Linked DNA regions of Homo sapiens: region 1 is linked to region 2. Evidence: chromatin loops called from intact Hi-C (ENCODE). Cell type or tissue: gastrocnemius medialis. All regions are shown on one strand. Links, peaks and the distances in the headings refer to the core of each region. The heading gives the core; the rest is flanking DNA. Region 1 overlaps ATOH8 (atonal bHLH transcription factor 8). Region 2 has its middle 14 kb from the start of GNLY.

Region 1 (10,152 bases), core at 650-8,649, 64 kb after region 2:
AGCCTGGGAGCCAGGCAGGGGCCAGGGGAAGCCCAGGAACTTATAACAGGTGCTGGGAGGAAGAGCCCCTCTTCCCCACCGTTCACCCTCTTCAGCAGTTGTCTACCCCCGCTCAACAGGACATGTGACTACTGTAGGGGTCCCCAAGCAAGAGATGGGAATCTCAAAGTGCTTCTTGGTATTCCCTCTTCCCCTCCCCTCCCCTCTCCTTCCCTTCCCTTCCATGAACAGCTATTGAGTACCCTCTATGTACCTGACACAGTGCAGGTACAAAATAATTTACCACATAGTCCCCACCATCATGCAGCGACTGAACACTTCTTGGTCTAGAGGATTTGGGAACCAGGAGTGGTTAGGGTGAGAAAAAGGAAAAAGCAAACCAAAGAATTTCTGCTTCTAACACAAATTTCTAGCCATCAGGGGCCATCAGGAAGCTGTGGACTGTGGAGGGGACCCAGGAGGGCTGGAGAGATTGCCCAGAGTCCTGCAGGGGCACAGGAGGGCAGGAGAGGGGTGAGAACTAGAGCCTTCCATCCAGACCTGCTTTGCCCTCTCTGGGTCAGGAGGTGGGTTCATGGGTTGGAGTCCCCACCACACAGGGTCTGGATTAGCACACAGTCCCTGGGCCACCACCCTGGGGCTTGCCTCTTGGCGTCACCTTGGAGATGGCCCTGGGACAGGAGCGTGGGCCCAGTTTGAGTCTGAATGATATTACGAGTGTGTAGTTTCTCTGTGAGGCCCCTCCACCTGACTTCAGGCCACTGTCCCTCTCACGACCACTCAGGGTTGCTGGAGTCCATTGCTGTTCCTCTCTGGAAAATGAGATGACCACCTAAGGCCTACTTGCTTCCCAGCCCTTCCTACCCCAATGAGCCACGCTTGCCGCTCCATGTGCTGTGGCTGTGGAAGCCTGCCTGGTAAAGGAATTCCTGACAAGGTGCATGGTGGCCCATAGCTTCACAGTCACCCTCCTGGCAACTCAGTTGCATGTTAGCTGGGGTTTAAAGCCTTAGGGTAGAGGACTGCTGACAGGCCTGTCAGGCAGGGTTGCAGAAGCCTGGGAGCAAAAATCTGGACCAAAGGCTGTGAGGCCGCAAGCAGATGCCTGCTGTAGCAGCTGTGATGGCAGTGGTCATCGCTGGTGTGATTGGCGGCCATTTGAACTGTCCCATGCAGGGACTGCTTCCCTCAGAGCTACTGTGTCCAAAAGAGGCTGGGCGACCCTCCTTCAAGATGCCCACTTGGGAGGTTGAGCTCAGTGTCCTCTGAGGTCCCTCGCACCCCGAGGAGCTGCACTGTGGGTCCAGGTCAGCATTAAGAATGAGATTTAAAGGGCACTCAGCTCCCCCTCCAAGCCCAGGTGCATCCTTCCGCCCATCTCAGCCCTCCTCGGCAGGGGGTGGGGAACCTGCATTCCTTGGCCAGTGAATCCTCCCCTTCTGGGCCTCACAGATCATGACTTTGAGGATTTGGAGCCCCATTTGGAAGCCCCAGTAGTGCAGAGGCCCATGTCAGAGGCCGCCCAGCAGAGAGACGGGCGGGAGGCCTGGAAGGACTCTGGGGAGTTCAGTTCTGACTCCGGCTGCAGCCGGAGATAATGCACGTTAAGCACCTGGCTCTGGGCCACTTTTCCACAGCTCCTGTTTTTAAAGCAGCAACTCCTGGGAGCTTCTGAGGAGGAGGAGGGGAAAGAGGAAGACAAGGAGGAGGCAGAACTGTTCTTCCACACCTGGGCTGGGTGGGCCACCCCCAGATCTATGGAATAGGAAAGCACTGATTTTGCACAAACCAGGGCATTGTCTTCTAATGATTTTAAGCCATCAGGTAGTATAATACTAACTACAACAACAGCTACTCAAATTGATAGCATGTTTTGAGCCCTGGCAATAAATGGCCAGTAAGTTCCTGCCCTCAAGTTGCTCAAAGGCCCTGGTTTTGCATGGGAGACAAGACGAACCAGAAAGTGCTGAGTTGAGGGCTGTACCAGAGGCTTAGCCAGCAAGCTAGACCCCCCCGGGTGGTGTGCCTGCAGCCGTGTGCCAGTGCTGGGAAGGCGGGGTCTGCAGGGCTGGGAGGTTTGCTCCTGGCCCTGTGGGTAATCTGAAGCCAGAGGTGGCAATTAAGCCAGTGCAGCTTCATGAGATCTGTGTCCTCCCTCTTTTCCTTGCTGCTTTCTGGGGACAGGAGGCAGGTCCTAGTATGGCCTGGGTCCGCTTTGGAAGAACGTCTTGGGTGCAGACCCCGTAGCTTCGGTGCCAGGGACAAGATGAAGGCATATTGGATTTTGTCGGGTGAAGGGGGTTTGGTGTGAGCTGAGGGTGTGTAGGAGGGGCCCCCTTCTGTCTGGATAGCTGAGCCCAGGCCTCGGACAGGATCCCTGGGTGCCAGCCCCTTCTGTGGACTGTGGGAGGCGGAGTCTCCAGAGCCGCACCCTGCCTGGATTCAGTTCCACCTATGGCCCCTAGGGTGCCCACCAAGGGGCACTGTCCCAGCTTTGTTCCTACCTCCCATGTACATTGTCAGCCCTGCTGAGGCCTTGTCTCTGAAAAGTGAGGAGCTGTCATAAGTGATTTCTAAGGCCCTTGCCAAGCCCACCTAAATCCTCTTTCTGCTTTAATGACTGACCCCTGTGTTACTTCTCAGGGCATTTCACAGAGATTTGAAAGTCGCTCCTAGAGACTGTTGGGACCTCAGGGCGGTTTGCCCTGAGAATACTGGCGACATCTGATGTTCAGAGAGCGTGGATCATGTGCCAGGCATGTGCTTGGTGCTTCCCGGGTATCACCTCGTGGGCTCCTCTCACCAACCCTTGAGGTGGGGGACTGGTGTTGTCTGATGCACAGATGGTGAGTCCGGGGCTCCCTGAGCCCAAGGAACTTGCCTGAGATCACCTAACCACTAACAGAGGTGTGTGCCCCCAGCTCCTACTGCTTCCCTGTCCTGCTTCTCACATGGGAGTGGGGTTGAGGGGAGGTTGGTGGCTCACATATCCAACCCCCTCCCGGCCCAGTTATTAAGTTAAATACCATCTGCTTTCAAAGCCCAAGGAGGCCATCTATGCTGGGGAAAAGGGGGGTGGGTGGGAAACCACCATCAAATTCCCAACTAGCCATAAAAATGGATGCAATTTATTTTTTCTGGCATTCCAATTACATAGACGTTTGTCGCCAGCTGTTTGTTCTAACACGGAGTGTTCTCTCAGCTGCCGTTTCTCTTCTCCCATTTGACACTGTTAGGCCACAAGTCTGGCAGGGCCTGGGCTGGAGGGGTCATTGGCTGGGGAGCCTCCCAGGTGAGCTGAGCTGGCTTTCCCTGAACGTGGACCGTGCCTCTGAGGTTCCCCGGGTGGTCTCGAGGCGAGGCGCAGGGAAAGGCTGGGGTGCCGCTTCCTCCCTCTTTTCACACTCTCTGCCCCTTTCCTCCTCCTCTCTCTTTTTCCAAATTGCTCCCCACCCTCAACATGCGCTCCCAGACCCCACCCTTCTCCCCAACACACTGAGAATGAATGAAAACTCAGGATCTCTGACCTAGGGAGAAAAACCAGCTCTTCCTGCTCAGAAGGTCTCTGAGACGTGGGAAGTCCCCTCTGATGCCCTAACTGACCACACTGGGGAATGCAGAGAACCCCCTGGGGCACCTCTGAGCCAAGATTCCCCTCTGGAAGCCCCTGTGGAGGCTCAGTGGCTCTCGGGACGCTGGAGAAGGGGTGTCTGTGTAGGGTGGGGGCTAACCCCAGAGAACGCTGTGGTTCTTTCTGGTGCTCTGTAGTGCTATCATTTAAGGCACAGGAACGCACGCTATGGCGGCCCTCAGCAAAACTGTGAAGTAGGCAAAGTGCAGAGTTCTGGGGCTGGAGACCTGGATTTGAGTCCTGGCACTGTCACTCTCGCTCTGTGGCCTTGGGCATGTTATTTGACCTCTCTGATCCCCAGTCCTCTCATCTGTAAAGTGAAAGCACACAAATCTGCCTTGCTGCCTTGCTGAAAGGATTAAACAAGACCCCATATGAGAAAGGGCTGGTGTTCCCGGTGAGTGCCAGAGAGGAAATCTCATGAATTTATAGCTACAAGGTAACAACTTAATTGGAACCCCGGGAAGGAACAGCTCAGAAAAGGGCAGTGCCAGGGTGGATGAATGACCGACCAGCCAAAAGGCAGATGGGGAAGGACCAACCTTTCTGAGTGAGAGATTCTTTCCCCTCTAGCACTTCAGCTCAAACCCCTGGTCCTGCACCCTTAGCATAGGGTGCAGCCTGCAGCCCATCCAGAAATCCTCGGATGTCAAAGTAGAGGGAGTCATACCAAGAAACATGCATAACATGTGGTCATATAATAATGCTAATCGGCACTGCAGCAGACCACTGCCACCACCAAGCACATCAACCATGTGGTGAGTGCCATTGTGTCCCCTTATGGGCATCCCACTCACATTATCTCTACCCCGTGTTATACTAACCCCAAAGTTGGGACCACTTCCCTCATTGCACAGATGGAAGACTGAGGCCAGGAGAAGGGCGTAACTTGCCTGGGGCCACATGGCCAGGAAGTGGCAGAGCTCAGTTTCCAACCTGTTTTATCTCTTTGGTTCTGAGTTCTGAGCTCTTCAGTCCTGAGGCCAGCCCGCTGCCTGAAGCTCGCACACTGCCCAGCACAGTGGCCTGTGCCCAGGAGGCCCCCAGCAAGTGCCTGGTGCCGTCCCTTGCCCAGAGCAACAGCTCTTATGTAAGCAGCCCGGCTGCAGCGCAGTGCAGGCTCCATTTAGCTGTGGGGAGCCAAGAGCCTGCTGGTGGTGGCCCTGGTGGTAGCGAGGGGTGGGTTGGGCAGGGAGGTGTCATCAGCTGCGGGCACCCCCAGCTTTGTGCCGCCGGCGAGGACTGACACCAGGTTAAGTCGCCTGGCGGCCTTTGGCTGCAGCTGGGAGCGCGCCTGGTTCCCATTCGGGCGCTGTGGTTTTGATTAGCTGTTCTGCGAGGCGGGCCTGCTGGTGAGTCCATGGGAGCTCCGCTGGAACAGAGGGTCCCCCGCCCGGCCGCCGCGGCCCCCCCTCCTGGCAGCCCCAGACTCCAGATGTTCCGAGCGCTCGCTGGGAAGGCCTGCTGGCGCCACGGAGGGCAGAGGGCAGGGAAAGCACGCGAGCTGGAAGCCCAAGCACTCAGTCACCACAGGCCTTGGCAGCCCGCCCGGCCCTCTGCTGGCACATTCCCCAGCTCTCCCCTGGCCATCTGTTCCCAAAAAACCCTTTCAGAGCCTCATCATCACTCAGGATACAACAGCGCGAGCAGCTGGTTTGGAGGCAGCAGGGAAAACCGTGCAAAAGGTTCTTTGTGAGAGAGGAAACTCGCTTATGAATAACAGGACTGGACGCCGTAAAAGTTGGCGGCTGGAATTCTTGTTTCTCAGGCGCCGCTGTTTTCTCTTGACTTTTTATCTCTGGTTTTTATTTTTTTCCCGTTTTCTTTTAATGTTGTTTCTTCCTCTTCTCACATCAGTTGTGACTTTTCTTCCTCCTCTGCGAGCCCGAAGGCCACCTCATTAGTGCTCCTGACACTGCGGAACTTTTCTTTCTCAAGGCTGTTGTCACTGGGGATGGTTGAAAGTGACTATTTTCCTAAGAAAACAGCTGGAGGGGACATGGGAGCAAGAAGGTGCTTGGGAGCGCATCTCAGTGTTGAGGCTCAAAACAGGCAGCGCCATGGCAGAGTCATTCCGCCGTCACCCTGAATAAACCCCATGCACACAGACGAGAACAATGTCTCCTCAGAGGGAGGGTCTGGGAGACCGGACACCATGCAGAGACCCCCATCAGCTCATCAGAGAGCTTCACGGAGATGTTCTGGGAGGACAATCACATTCATAAATACGCCGGTGCCTCGGCTCTGCCGCTGACTGCAGCATGACATGAAGCCTTTTTTAAGAACTGGCTGCTGCCGCCAAAGCCTTCTGGGATATGTCTGCCTGGAACCTGGGCACCTCCTGGGAGCAGTCACTGGGTGGCCTGTCAGGGGCTGTGGGGTCCTGGGGCAGGGCCGGCAACTGGAAGCCAGCCCTGGGGAGGAAAGGAGAGAAGGGCAAGGCTGGGCTGCTTTCCTCACAGCCCCTGGACACTGAGGGAGGAGCTGAGTTGGGCCTGGGGCTGCCATGTGTCAGACAGTGGTGATGTGATGGGGGGACACAGGTCAGTGGCAGGGTACTGGGAGTTTCCCCTTTCCTTTCTCAGTTCTTTGCACCCATTTTCCATGGGCTGCCTCCCCAGATCCAGAAGCCCCAGCAGCCCCTCACCCCAGCAGTGGAAAAAGCCCGTCATTGACACGGCTGTGGGTGGCCGGCTTTGCAAAAGCCTCACATTTGGGGCTTTGGAGGGCTTTTTGCATTTCATCTTTACACAGGCTCCTGCACCTCATTCCTCTTGCCCTCCTCTCAGCTTTCCTCCCACTTCCAGTTAGAGAGATGGCAGCTCTGGCAGGACCAAATATTGATGTTTATCACAGTTTTAGGGCCATTTGTCTCACCATCTGAAGGGCTCAGCGCAGGCCCACGGGATCCTCTCTCCTTGAGTGACCTCTGGGGGCAGGTATCTGGTTTGGATGCTGGAGCTGGTCCCTACTCTTCCCTTGGGGGCCGTGCGGCCGGGTGCTCAAGTGTTTTAACCTCAGGACCCTGATTAGTTATCATGAAGCTACCCCACCAGCTCCTGGGTCTGTTCATGGATTAGTGGCATAAAGGACGTAATATTGTTTTGCAAAATCTGCTCTCCCTCCCATGTCTCCTGCCCAAGAAGTTGGTCTTCGTGGGGCCAAAGGCAAGGAGGACCCGAGGAAGGAAGAGGAACCACTGTCCCCAGCCCCTGGTATGGCATGGCGTCAGCCTAGTGACCAGAAATTGCTTTTGAACTCTGAGGCTTCCAGAGGACAAGAGGAAGAGGAGGACAGGGCTGCCCTGCCCACTGCTCAGCCTTGAGCCCTGCACCTGGCACAGTGCGAGGCCTCAGACAGGGTGTCAGCAGGCCCTGGCTCCCCACATCCCATCCTTAAACAGGCCATGCCCTTTCTACCTGCCCCAGCAGACCAGAAAGCAGTTTCCATGGGAAACAACAAACCTTCCTTGTGCTCCCAGGATAAGTGTTTCTAGAGGGTGAAGTCGGGAGCCATTCTCTCCTTTAACATCTTGCCACCTCTGCCCAGAATTCACAGCCACCGGCGCCTGTCTTAGCTGCCCTGGCTGTCAGCCCCACCAGAGCCCCTCCTGGCTGCTCTGCTGAAAGCTGGTCAGACTGCCTCACTCCATCCCCTACTTAGCTCCCCTAAGGCCTAGGGGGCTCCCTACAGGCCAAGGGATGAGGCCAGACTCAATAGAACACCTGATAGGCCCCCCAAGTGACCTGGCCCTGGCCGGTCACTCCCTATGTCCCAATTTACACCCCAGCAGCACAGAACTCCTTGCTCAAAGGGGCTATTTTTGGCCTCTGTGCTCATGCCATCCCTTCTGCCTGGAATGCCCTTCTCCACTGTCTGCCTGGCTAACTCCTGCTCATTCTGGAAGGCTCAGCTCCTCCTGAAAGCCCTCCCTGACCCCAACCCCAGCTCCTTCCTCAGGGTGTCGTAGCACAGGGATGCTTTTGGTCTAATTCAGGAGAGCATCATGTGATATGCTTTTAAAGTAATGAGTTAAAATGTTAGACAATATGAAACTCTATTATGTGATATATTAGATTTCATGTCATTACATTGTATTATATTATATTTTTAGGTGGTATGCTATGTGACATAGGATGCGATGTGATATTACATCCCATGACACTATGTTACACAGTGTTGGATTAAATGCCTGTGTCTCTGGCTAGACTGTGAGCCCCTTTCTCTTTGTGTCCTGTCTTCTGGCACATACTAGGGCCCCCAAATAATGACACACCATTCTTTCCACTAAAATCCACACTGCTAGGGCTGAATGTCCCTATGCTGATGGCAAGGGACATTCCCTTCTAGGGAAGGATTAACTAGGGGCTTTAGGACACAGCTAGGGAGATGCCCCTGGGCTCTCCTGTGCTCCAGTTGGGCTCATACCCTTGTTCCCTTGAATCTGCAAGGAAAGCACTGTGTTTCAAATAACAGAAACCCCTCAAGCAGCAGCTTAAACTAACAGGGGCTGGCATTTTTCATAGTTCAGAAATCAGCTGCTCCCTGGGATCCAAGAGTCCAGGCTTCTTTTGATCTTTGCCTCATGGCTGCAGAGTGGTTGCCACAGCACCGAGCTTTTCATCCTCAAGCTGCATCTACAGTCAGGGTAGGGGGCCATGCTAGGAAGAGTGTTTCTCCTCACCAGGGCAGTCAGTCTTGCCCAGACAGCCCCTCCCTTCCTCCAAAGGAAGATGCTCCCCTCGAACCCGAGAAAAACATCAAGGTCTGTCAGCTGGGAGGGCAACAGAGAAAACAGCCATGTGGCTCGTGTCTGGAGGGTTGACCCTGATTTGTGACAAGGTGGTTTTCTTCCTGGGGAGCTAACTGTTGTCATTACCTTAACCACAATGTCAGAGCCCCACTTCTTTGAGCTTGCCCAGTCCTCACCACAGCCCCACAAATTGGGTGTCACCAGCCCCATTTTCAGGTGACAGTGCTGAGGTTCACAGAACTGAAATGACCTGACTAGGCCCCCAGCGACCTCGTTCCTGTGCACTGCACTTTCCGGTTTGCAGAGCCCTCTCACACCCATGATTTTCTTGAATCCTAGAACAAGCTCCTGGGGTCCACATTATTAAACATGGGAGTGAGATGAGGCGAAGTCGCCCAGGCTCAAGCAGCTGGGCAGGGCTGGGTGGGGCTTGGACAGGCTGAATCCAGGCCACCGCTGTCCTCTGTCCTCTGTTCTCTCAAAGGTGAGGGTGTGAGCTTCAGGGGTTGCCTGGCGGCTTGGGGCCTGAGGCTTGGAGGCATGGTCTGAGTCTCAGCTCAACCACTCAGGAGCTCCGTAACCTCAGGCACTTGCCTTCAACAAGCTTCACTTTCCTCATAAAATATGGATAAAAGCAGGTGAGGAGCGTTTGAGGAAATGAGGGCTGTGAAAGCATTTTGTCAACTGGAGGCACAGCACTCAGAGAGGGTCACTGGAGGCCACTGCTGGCCCATCAGGAAGGTGGGCAGAGGGACTTCAGTGTCCCCTCCTCACGCAGTGACTTAGAGAATGTGCATGCATGCACACACGCAGGTGTGCTGGCGCGTCCGTAGGCACCGTCTGCTGGGGTCCGGTGGAGGGCCTCCTGCATGGTGGGCCGATTTCCCATGCACATGGGAAGGAGGTACTCCCTGGAAGGCGGCTGATTGACTTCAAGGATTTCAAAATTGCTCTACCTGCACAGGGCCCAGGAGCCATTAAAGATGGACCCTCAGTGGCAGGGCAGGGCAGGGCAGAGCCAGGCAGCTGGGCACATGTTGGGCAGCTCTGGGAGTGAGCCGTTTGGAGCCCACCTGGAATCTGGAGAGCCGTGACCGGGCATTGCTGAGAGCTGTCCATCCCCCTGTCAGCAGCTGTGCCTCCCGCCTCGCTTTCCTGCCAGCCCTGTTCCTGCCACCACCACGTACACACGAGTCCCTGCCACCACAGCCCACCCACCCCCTCCACACGCACACACAGGGGTTCTTCACTTGTTCAGTCTTTTTAGGTACCTGAGTGTTAAAAGATGAGTAAAACATGAAGGGCCCTGCCCTGCACATCTACTTAAGAATAAATCGCCCTGAGTGTTTACTCTGTGTCAGGTACTGTTCTAGTGCTGGGGGCATTTTGGAGAATAAAACAGAGGCCCCACCCTTCGGAACTCAGAGCTAAACTATAGAAAGGCTATGCATAAAAAATTCAGAGGAGGGCCCCTCGGTATGGTCTTTGGAGCCCACTGCACTTAGCCTGCATACAGTTCTTACGAGCTTGACTCTCAGGCCCCTCAGATCTGAACCTCAGAACAAAAACAGCCTATGAGGGCAGGGGTTGGGGTATCAGGCCATGGAGCAGGTACAGAGATAGCACCCAGAATCAGCCAGTGGCCTCATCGAATAAGAAGAAATAGACGCATGATAAAGAACAAGGCCAGAGGCTCAGAAGGACCGAGAGGCTGGGGGCCCCCTTAGTGTCAGGGCAGAGAGCCGGCAAGCCTCAGGGACCTTGGAAT
Region 2 (10,152 bases), core at 694-8,693:
GTTTTGGTGTGCTGTGGTTTCATTTTCTTTCACCTCAAGGTATTTTCTAATTTCCCTCTTGATTTTTCCTTTAATCCATTGGTTATTTAGGAGTGTGTTGTTTAATTTTCACATATTTGTGAGTTCCCCAAATTTGTTTCTGTTACTGATTATTAGTTTTATTCTGTTGTGGTCAGGGAACATATTTTGTATTCTTTCTATCCTTTTTAATTTATTGACGTTTGTTTTATGGGCTACCACATAGTCTATCCTGGAGGTGTGTTTCCCCACTGCTATCTGGACTCATCTGCACTCCACTGTTTCTGATGAGGAGGCACCTGTTAATAATTGGGGGTTCCCTTGTAAGTGATGAATTGTTTTTCTTTTGCTGCTGTCAAGATTTTCTCCCTGTATTTGGCTTTCAGCTTTTCTTTCTGTCTCTCTCTCTTTCTTTCTCCCCTTCCTTCTTCCTTTCCTTCCTTCCTTCCTTTTCTTTCTTTCTTTCCTTCCTTCCCTCCCTCCCTCCCTCCCTCCCACCTTCCTTCCTTCCTTCCTTCCTTCCTTTCTTCCTTCCTTTCTTCCTTCCTTCCTTCCTTCAACAGAGTCTTGCTCAGTCACCCAGGCTGGAGTGCAGTGGCACCATCTCAGCTCACTGCAACCTCCACCTCCTGGGTTCAACCGATTCTCCTGCCTCAGCCTCCCAAGTAGCTGGGATTACAGGCCCCCACCATTATGCCCAGCTAATTATTTTTTGTATTTTTAGTAGAGACGAGGTTTCATCATGTTGGCCAGGCTGGTCTCAAACTCTTAACCTCAGGTGATCCACCCACCTTGAACTCCCAAAGTGCTGGGATTACAGGCGTGAGCCACTAGGCCCGGCGGCTTTCAGCATTTCTAATGTGATATATTTATTTGTGGATCTCTTTGCATGTATCCTATTTAGAGTTTATTGAGCTTCCTGGGTATGTAGATTGTTTTTCAATAAATTCGTGACATTTTCAGCCATTATTTCTTCAACTATTTTTTTCTGTTTTGTTCTTTGTCTCCTTCTCTTCTGTATTCTGTTCTGCATATGTTGGCGTGCTTATGGTGTACCAGTCCTCTGAGGCTCTGTTTATTTTTCTTCATTCTATTTTCTCTCTGTTCTTTGGATTGCATAATCTCTATTGATTTATTAATATCTTCAAGTTGGCTAATTCTTTCTTCTGATTGTTCAGATTTACTGTTGAGCTCCACTAGTGAATTTTTCATTTTAGTAATTGTACTTTTCTTCTTCTTCTTTTTTTTTTTTTTTGAGATGGAGTTTTGCTCTGGTTGCCCAGGCTGGAGTGCAGTGGCGCAAGTTTGGCTCACTGCAACCTCTGCTTCCTGGGTTCAAGCAATTCTCCTGCCTCAGCCTCCCGAGTAGCTGAGATTACAGGCGCGTACCACCAAGCCTAATTTTTGTATTTTTAGTAGAGATGGGGTTTTGCCATGTTGGCCAGGCTGGTCTCGAACTCCTGACCTCAGGTGATCTGACTGCCTCGACCTCCCAGTGTGCTGGGATTACAAGTGTGAGGCACCGTGCCCCACTAGTTATTGTACTTTTCAACTCCAGAATTTCCATTTGGTTCTTTTTAAGAATAATTCTATCTCTGTATTAATATTTCTATTTGATGAGACATTATCATCATATCTTTCTTTACTTCTTCAATCACAGTTTTCTTTAGTTATTTCTGAACATATTTATAATGGTTGCTAGGAAATCTTTGTTAAATCTGATATCTGGTTGCTTTCACAGGCAGTTTCTGTTCCTGTTTTTTTTTTGTGTGTGTGTGTATGGATCACTCTTTTATTTCTTTTTATAGCTCTTAAGTTTCTCTGGGAAACTGGGCTTTTTAGACAATATATTGTCACATATCTGGCTACCGGTCATCCCCCTGCCCCTACCCAAGCTTGATACTGTTATTTACTTGTTTTGTTGTTTGGTGACTGGTTGGATTATTTTAGTGAATTCCCCCACCTGCCACAGTGTGAAGCCTCTGATGTTGCACCTTAAGGAGCGTTGCCTTGAGTGTACCCACAGTCATCCTGTAATGACAGTGGTTTTGGCGGGGCTCTCTTATCTATTTCTTTCTCTGACCACAGCTATCCGTTAAACTACGCTAATTCCTGGCTGATTGCTCTGTTGTTTTCAACAATGCCTTTTATGGAAAAACAAACCATGTTTTTCCTCTGCTCTTACACCAACACAACAACAATCAACACAGAAGACTTCTCTGACTCCTAAATACGTGGCTGTTTCTCCCCACCAGCAAGCAAGCAGTCAGTTCCGCAGTGGACACCAGCTAGGTGTCCTCCAACTCAATTCTGACGCTATTTATCTGGAGACAGTGTCAGATCCCACAGGTTGGGGGCTCAGTCCCCATAATTGCCTTGGCAGATTTGGGATTTGAATCCAGGCAGTCTTAGCTGTGAACCACCACACAAATCCACCTTTCTCCAAAGAATGGAGGCCTGAGCTCCCTTGTAACTTGGGGTAAATAATCTGGGCACATATCCTTGAGGAATAGCAGGACCAGAATGCTCTGCACAGGACTGGAAATGGCTGGGGGGAGGAAAACCAAGTCCCTGACAGTGTTGACCATTTCCTTCATCCTGTGAGGCAATGGGCTTGACCCTGCAATGTTCCCAGCACAAGTCTGAGGAGTGATGCAATAGAGAGTGGGTGAGTTGAGTAACCACTTGAAATTCCACTCCTCTCTTCCCTTTTCATAACAGGTGTCCTAACTTTCTGCCAAGCACACTCAGGTTTTCCATGTTCTGCTTAGAAGTTACCAACTGGCTGTTGGTTAGGCCTAGCAAATTATGTAGACTTCTTTTCGGCTAAGAATCATAGCAAGTTTATTCCCTCAGGGTAGGAAGGTCATATTTTTTCTTTAGGCTCCACCTTGGTCTTCCCTCGGAAGGGGAAATAGGAATTCTTTCTTCCTCAGGATGAGCTCGTATAAGGCCAGGCTCATTGATGATAAGAAGCAGAAATGGACTCAGCCTAAATTAAGACAAGGGAAGTGACAGGGCGGCCATGGCTGCCACAGGATGGAAGGGAAGGACTAGAACAGAGCTTAAACAGACAGGGGCCAGGCAGCTCAGATGGTTTTGGAAGCAGGGACGGTTCCACAGTCTTGCCTAGGTGCCATTACTGGGATGAATGAGCTTCCACCACTCCTTCTGTCCTTGTGTTTCTTACTCCATAGTCACATTCCTAGGAAAGCAAGTCCAAGCTTAGTTCTCATGCCTGCCTTTGGTTGCTGTAAGATGGCGAGAGGAAAGTCAGGCAGCGGCAGGGCACCTGGAAGACCCTTTTGTCTTAGGAATGGGATGGCGGATGCTGGGTTTACTCTCCACCAAGACTGTACAAAGTAGGTGCCAGATAATTCTCCAAAAGAAGATAGGCAGAGGAATAGGCAGTGCCAAATTCCCAGCACAGCTTGTGCTGGCAGGTGGGTACTGTCACTGTGGTACTTCCAAATAGGAAGAGATGTCTCTGACAGAATCAGGAACTGGATGGAGATTTACCCGTAGAAAAATGGTGACCTAAGTGAGATATGCTTTCCCCTTGCTCAGGCCGAAAACCCTGGGGTTCTTGCAACAGACTTCCAGCACGCCCCCCGTGGGTGCCTCTTGCCCTCTCCTGCCACTCATGGGAGCAGGACTGGTAGTATGAGGACACTAACAGGGGAAGTGACTGCCGTCATCTTGATTTCCTGTGTCTGAGCCTCTTATTCTGTGGTTAGATGGACACAAGGTCCCACAGTGGGGCCCCATTGCCCCCCTCTCACCCCCCTTTTTAGCCATGTTGAGTGGGTCTCTGTTTCTTGCTTCAAATGGAGCCTCTTGCTTCTCCAGCCCCAGATAGAGAGCCTGCACGCATGACTTTGTGCGTCTTTGTAAGCCCCACCAGGCCCTGGGTCGGGGAGATCTGAGTGTGAAGGGGCAGAGCCCGAGAACCTGCCCAGCTCCTTGCCTGGCTTGGGACCTCAATAAGCTCTGTCCACCCTCCACCCCAGGGATGACATTCCAAGTCCTGGGGGACCTGAGACCCACCCACCAGGAGCAGGTGTCCTGCGGCCTGGACCAGGTTTGGGCAGATTTGCTTGAATTCACTGTGGGTATTTCAAAAGTGTGCTTAGGGATGGGGCATTTCTTTTCTTTTTTTAAAGTTGTGGATTATTTCTCACATTTTGTATGAGGATCCTAATTCCGAAGTTGTTTTCTTTCTCCAACATGCTTGGGTCGTCTCATAAGGAACCCGCCTTAAAGGCAACGACACATATGCTGCCACCTAGTGGAGGAAAATGATCAGCTTCTACAACTGCGTAAAGTCACGAATCACTTAACCACAGAAATACAGATACGGTCTGAGAAACGCGTCTTTAGGTGATTTCATCGTTGTGCAAACATCATAGAGTGTACTCACACAAGCCTAGATAGTATCACACAAACCTAGATGGTATAGTCTACTTCACACCTAGGCTATATGGTATAGCCTATTTCACTGAGGCTACAACCCCCTACAGGGTGTTACTGTACTGATACCCTAGGCAATTGTAACATGCTAGTAAGTATTTGTGTCTAAACATATCTAAACATAGAAAAGGTACAGTAAAAATATGGTATCATAATCTTATGAAACCACTGTCATATATGTAGTCCATCTTTGACTGAAACGTCATTGTGTGGCACATAACTATGTGGAAAGAGAAATTGTATGGAAAGCTTCAGCGCTTCCAACCTCTTTCTTGTTTCCCTCACATCAACTGATATATGGGTCAACTTTTTATTAAAACAATTGGGTACTCATAGAAAATTTCACTTTATTTCCTAAACAATAGCTCATAAAAATGTGTACCATTTATTTAGGGTTTCCTATGTGCTAAACACTTTACGTACGTTCCCTCAATCCTCACTGCACTCCTATGAGCTACACATTGTTATTATTCCTATTTTGCAGATAAGGAAGGTGAGACTCAGAAAGATTAAATAACTTCCAACTTCCAGAGTTTACACACTTAACCAAGTCTGTCTTGCTTCACCTTTAACCTTAACAACATTTATTGACTAAAATTACACAAACATAAAAAAGGCATCCAAAATCCTGAAACTATCTCAAGTGCATTCCACAATTAATCAAATAAGTAAATATGTGGCAGAGAGTGAGAACCAGGTTTTTCACTGTTGAAAAAGCATAACAAATATGGAAAGGGGGAAGGTTAGAATACCCCCTATGGAGCTGGATTAGAATCAGAGGAATTGGTGTGAATGGATGGTTTATATACGTAGGTAGATATAGAAACTGTTATAGGTATATATATTAGGTAGATATAAAAACAGTTATAGTTATAGATATAACTATATATACATACACATACATATATAACTATAACAGTTTATCTACTATATATATGTGTTATAGGTATATATATTAGGTATATATATCAGCCATTAACTTCAGTGTTCATAGATGATTCTGTGGCCGGCAAGAACCATCAATGAACACTGAAGTTAATGGCTGCAAATGTGATGAGAAACAAAATATTTATATAGTCTCAAAGCCTCTTCACAAGAGACTTATTAATTGCAAAGGGAACAATAGCATAATAACTGTGCAGTGGACCAGTCTGGTAGGTACCACCTTTTCCAAGTGATCAAAGTTAAGATCACCAGGAACAAGATGTACCAGCATCCTGTGCCTCCTGCTGTGATGTACTGAGAAGGACTCACTGTCCCTTCTGTGGTGTTCTTGCCAAAAATGCGTAACTACAATCTAATAATGAGTAAACACTATACACACCCAAAGTGAGGAACATTCTACAAAATAATTGGCCACCACTCTTCAAAAGTGGCACCATCATGAAAGACAAAGACTGAGGAAGCTGTCCCAGATTGAATGAGACAACTCAGTGCAATGCAGGATCCTGGAACAGAAAAAGAACATTTGTGGGACAGTTGACAAAGTTTGAATAAAGTCTGGAGATCAGTTCACAGTATTGTATCAGTGTTCCTATCCTGGTTGTGAGAATTAGGATAATTATACGGTGCAGTGGTGCAGCTTTTTTTGGAAAGCTGGGTGAAGGGTATATAGTATTCTTTGTACCACTTTTGCAGTGTTTTCAAAGTCTAATATTATTTCAAAGCTAAAAACTAAAACAAGCTTACAATAAAAAATATGTAAGTAAAAATCCTTTAAAAAGACATGACAAAGTGTGTCAGATATTAGATTATCAAAAGCTAGGAACTCTCTGGGGCCAGAGCTCAAATTCTCTTGTTTTCAGTCTCTTTATCAAATGAAAACTTCTGTCTGCCTTCTACCTTTAGCATGACACAGAAGTAGAAAGAAGGGAAGTGTTTGGGCAAATGTTGAGCAACACACACACAGCAAATGCTCATTTGATGTTTTGGCTGAATCGTAGAACACAGTAGACTGTCTAAACCCTCTGTTCCTGTTCTGGAATGTTCTGATCATAGCTGCTGGCTTATGTCTATCTTATAGCGATCCCCAAAGCTGCACCCGGCGTGGTCCTGAGGATCACAGGACTTAGCATTTCCTGCTTCCACAATGCTGGCCCTTAAGGGATATACTTAGGGATCCAGAGGAAGCAGATTGTATCTGTTGAGTGCTTGAAATAATAATAGTGATGATGATTGATGATAATGATGATGATGATGATGATATCTAAGCTATCACATGCCAGGCACTGTTCCAAATGCTTCAATGCTTAAACCATCCCTGGGAGGAAGGGTCTGTTACTGCACACATTTACAGAGTGAGTGCATCGCTTAGGCTCTCTCGCTTCTCTACATGGCCCGTAAGTAGCGGAGCTGGGCTCTGACCCCACGCAGACTGCCTCTGGAGCCCACCTTCTGATGAATGAGAATGCACATGGGGCAGTGGGCTGAGTCATGGGACACATGCAAGGTGAGTTGGGGATTAGCCTCAACCCCTTTTGGCTTTGATAGAAATCCTTCTCAGAGACTCTCGGAACAGAGTGGTGGTAAAGCACCACCTGGGGCCTGTGGGAGGCCATTTTGGACCCAGTTCTCAGTTTCCAGGGCTGTAGATGTCCCTGGATGGGGCCAGCGCCTGGGGTCCCCCCACCACCCCACACCATACCAACTCTTGTTATTAGCCATTTATCTAGCCACTTAGCACTTTCTCTTGGAAGTGCCACGCTTTGGGACACTTGGAGGTTCTGACACGGGAGTTCCTGATAGTCTGCTTCTGGGTAGAGATAATCCTGATGACTGAGGTGCCTGAAACCCCTCCTGCTGCTGAGCTGAGCCCCGAGGTAGGACAAACACCCCTCTGGGCAAGTACAGAATGGAAACTGAAATAGAAATAAACTCCAACAAAAGCAAACTTCCTGGGGTTTTCCTCCTGCCTCCTCACACACACACCTCTGAAAGGTGTGTGTCTCAGAAGCAATGGCCTGGACCAGGAGTCCTGACCTTGCTGTGTGACTTTGAGCAAGGCCGGGCCCTCTTTAGGCTTCGGTGAACTCAGCTGTGAGTGAGGGGTAGGATTTGATGATTTCCAGCGTCTCTGCTTCCAGTGCCTTCACGTTATGGCACCCAGGGCTTGTGACAAGAGCAGAAGGAAGCCAGGCCCATTCCTGGTGGACTTGAAGGTGTTAGCTCTTTGTTCCCTGGAAGAGTGTGGCCACGGCATTAGGGAGGGCTTGCCACTGCTCTGTCCACACACAATTAGGGCTTAGGTGACTCAGAAGCGAACACACCATGTGTTAAAATAAGAGTTGGTGTTTCTGAGAAGGGAAGTCCAGGAGCTGACCAGGATGGGATTAGCTGTTGATAAGGGGCCCAGCATTGTTCTAGCTCTCCCCTGAGGCCCACACCACATCCTAGAAGAGAAGCCAGGTCCCTCGGCCCTACCAGGGCTGGGACAGTCGGGGCACAGCTGCAGGAGACGCCCTGGGAGGCTGTCTGGGCTGCGGCAGGAGGAGGCAGGGCAGGGCAGTGCAGTGGTTGGGAGGTGGCCACTCTGCCTCTGTTGAGTTTTCTGGCTTTGTCACTTGACGTTGATTCTCCCCCAGGGCCAGAGTGGGGTCAAGTGGGGACCATGGAGGAGGACATGAGATCCTAACAGGCGACCTCAAACTGCTGTACAAGCCCAGCAACCCTGACCGCTCCCCAACCCACAACCAGCAAAGGTCAAGGCCAGTGCCAAGGAGTGCGGGGAGGGCGGCGTGGGGGACTCTCCAGTTTAGACTCTTCAGTCTCGAAAAACAAAGGCTGACAGGAATGTGAGGAAACCACTGTTTACTCTGTTTTCAAGGGTGTTCCACTGAAGTGTGTCCCGAGATGTTTCCAGAAGGAGGATGACGGGGGTGGTGCTGAAGAGGCTCTGCCATGGGAACCGGAGCCGGAGATGCCGGCCAGAACTCTGGGTTCTCTGGAAGTGGTGGGAGGAAACCCGCAGGAGGGAAGAGGCCATCTCTCCTTTAACTCCTAGGGGAACAGACCGCAGGGGCTGAGGGTGCTAGCCCTTTCTGAAGCTGAGAGGGAGCCGGAAAGGAAGGGACTCAGGGGATCTCATGGGAGCCAGAAGGGCCCAGACTTAGGATCCGAAATTGTGCCTATGAGAGTGGTGAGCATTGGAGACTCTCCCAGGGGTTGGTTGGTGGCAGGCGACATGAATCTGTGAATGCTGGCTTAGCTTTAGAGGGACTGAGGGTGAGGATGTCACAGAGCCCAAGGGCAGGATTCAGAGCCCAGCCTCCAGGAGGACAAGAATGGGGACATTCCTTGGGGACAAAGTTGGGCTGTCAGTCACTGTCTCAGACCTTCTCTCCGGCCTGTCTGGTTGCCCGTCTCCGCTGTGCGCCTGCAGACCCTGCCTGATCATTGCTGCTCATGGTTTCAAAATGTGTTTCCTCAGATGGTGGCCCCAGGCCCTGAGCCTTGTGATCTTCTGGATATAGAGCTCATGCAGCCAGCTAACCAGAGACCCTGTGCCTCAGCCCCAGGCCCTGAGCCTTGTGATCTTCTGGATATAGAGCTCATGCAGCCAGCTAACCAGAGACCCTGTGCCTCAGCCCCAGGCCCTGAGCCTTGTGATCTTCTGGATATAGAGCTCATGCAGCCAGCTAACCAGAGACCCTGTGCCTCAGCCCCAGGCCCTGAGCCTTGTGATCTTCTGGATATAGAGCTCATGCAGCCAGCTAACCAGAGACCCTGTGTCTCAGCCCCAGATCCTAGAAAGAGAATGTGATTGTTCCAGACTGGCCGGGGATTCGCCCCCTAGTTTAGCGGGCTTGGCCGCGCGGTAGGCCCACAGGAACAACGCAGGGGCCCTCCACTTCCCCTCCAGCTGTGGGCAAGGGCAGTTCTTGCGTCCCAAAGAGGGAACCTAAAGAAAAAAGGGAAATATGGGAGGCAGGAGACTGGGTGGAACCAGAAGTGGAGGATGGGGCCACGGAGACCTCCTGAAGCTGGGCTCGCAGGGAGTTCAGGGGAGAGCCGGAAGGAGTGGGGTCGGATTAGGGACAACACAAGGACCCACACCCACGAGCTGTACAGTTCATTCCTAGATAACGACGACTGGTTTGGGCTTTTATAAACTAAAATTTCCCCTGAAGATAATCTATAACCCAACTGCCACTGATACAGTGAAAAAGTCTGGCTTCTCTAGGAAGCCATTTAGCTCAAGGTAACCTCAAGAAGAGAAACAGAGAGGTTTAGGAGTGACAAAGTTTTCATGGCCAAGATGGAAATGTCCTGCCTAGAAAGAGGCCATAAGGAAAAAGTCTAGAAGTGTATATGTGTGTGAACCTGGACCCCACCGCACCCCAGTGAAATCAGAATCTCGGGGGGGTGGGACTGGCCAGGTGATTCCCATATGCACCCAGGATTTCAAATCACTGGCCTAGGAACAGCTGACAGGTCATTCCCCTTTTCTCCATGACAGGAGCTCAGATGTTTGGAGATTGCCAATAGAAGTCAATGTGGCAGAGCTTGCTCTGTTTCCTGGGCCGTGGGCTCTGGGAACTGGCATCTCAGAGCCTCATGGCCCGAGAAGCTGTGTAGCTACCCCTGTTCCTATTGGTGAAGCCACCCAGCACCCTTAGTAGAGCAGCTCTGTCCTATCCCCACTGGGTGTTCAGGCAGTAAAGATGG

What was found. Hi-C counts contacts between places; a loop is a spot of excess contacts. Peaks named below come from ENCODE experiments on the same cell type or tissue, not always from the same donor. Only the 100,000 strongest peaks of a DNase experiment are listed, where the experiment ranks them.
Region 1: a loop joins it to region 2, with 3 times the contacts of the local background. A loop is called at or near these places in 2 of 110 quality-filtered maps.

What each region holds. Positions count from the first base shown.
Region 1 is chr2:85,767,374-85,777,525 of GRCh38, forward strand. All of the region lies in intron 2 of ATOH8 (atonal bHLH transcription factor 8), which reads left to right. Among named protein-coding and RNA genes, the nearest start is that of MIR6071, 11 kb to the right of the region's middle. RefSeq lists a silencer at 2,333-2,627 and enhancers at 2,971-6,509, 8,862-9,362, 9,363-9,863. In gastrocnemius medialis, for the core only: CTCF peaks have their summits at 4,977 and 5,183 (motif pointing left); DNase peaks (open chromatin) are centred at 5,208, 5,923, 6,944 and 7,448; H3K4me3 peaks cover 3,746 bases; H3K27ac peaks cover 7,698 bases.
Region 2 is chr2:85,703,105-85,713,256 of GRCh38, forward strand. No RefSeq gene overlaps it. Among named protein-coding and RNA genes, the nearest start is that of GNLY, 14 kb to the left of the region's middle. RefSeq lists enhancers at 1,856-2,357, 7,593-8,093, 8,094-8,594. In gastrocnemius medialis, for the core only: a CTCF peak has its summit at 4,303 (motif pointing left); DNase peaks (open chromatin) are centred at 2,667, 3,647, 4,277, 5,727 and 2 weaker places; H3K4me3 peaks cover 267 bases; H3K27ac peaks cover 7,917 bases.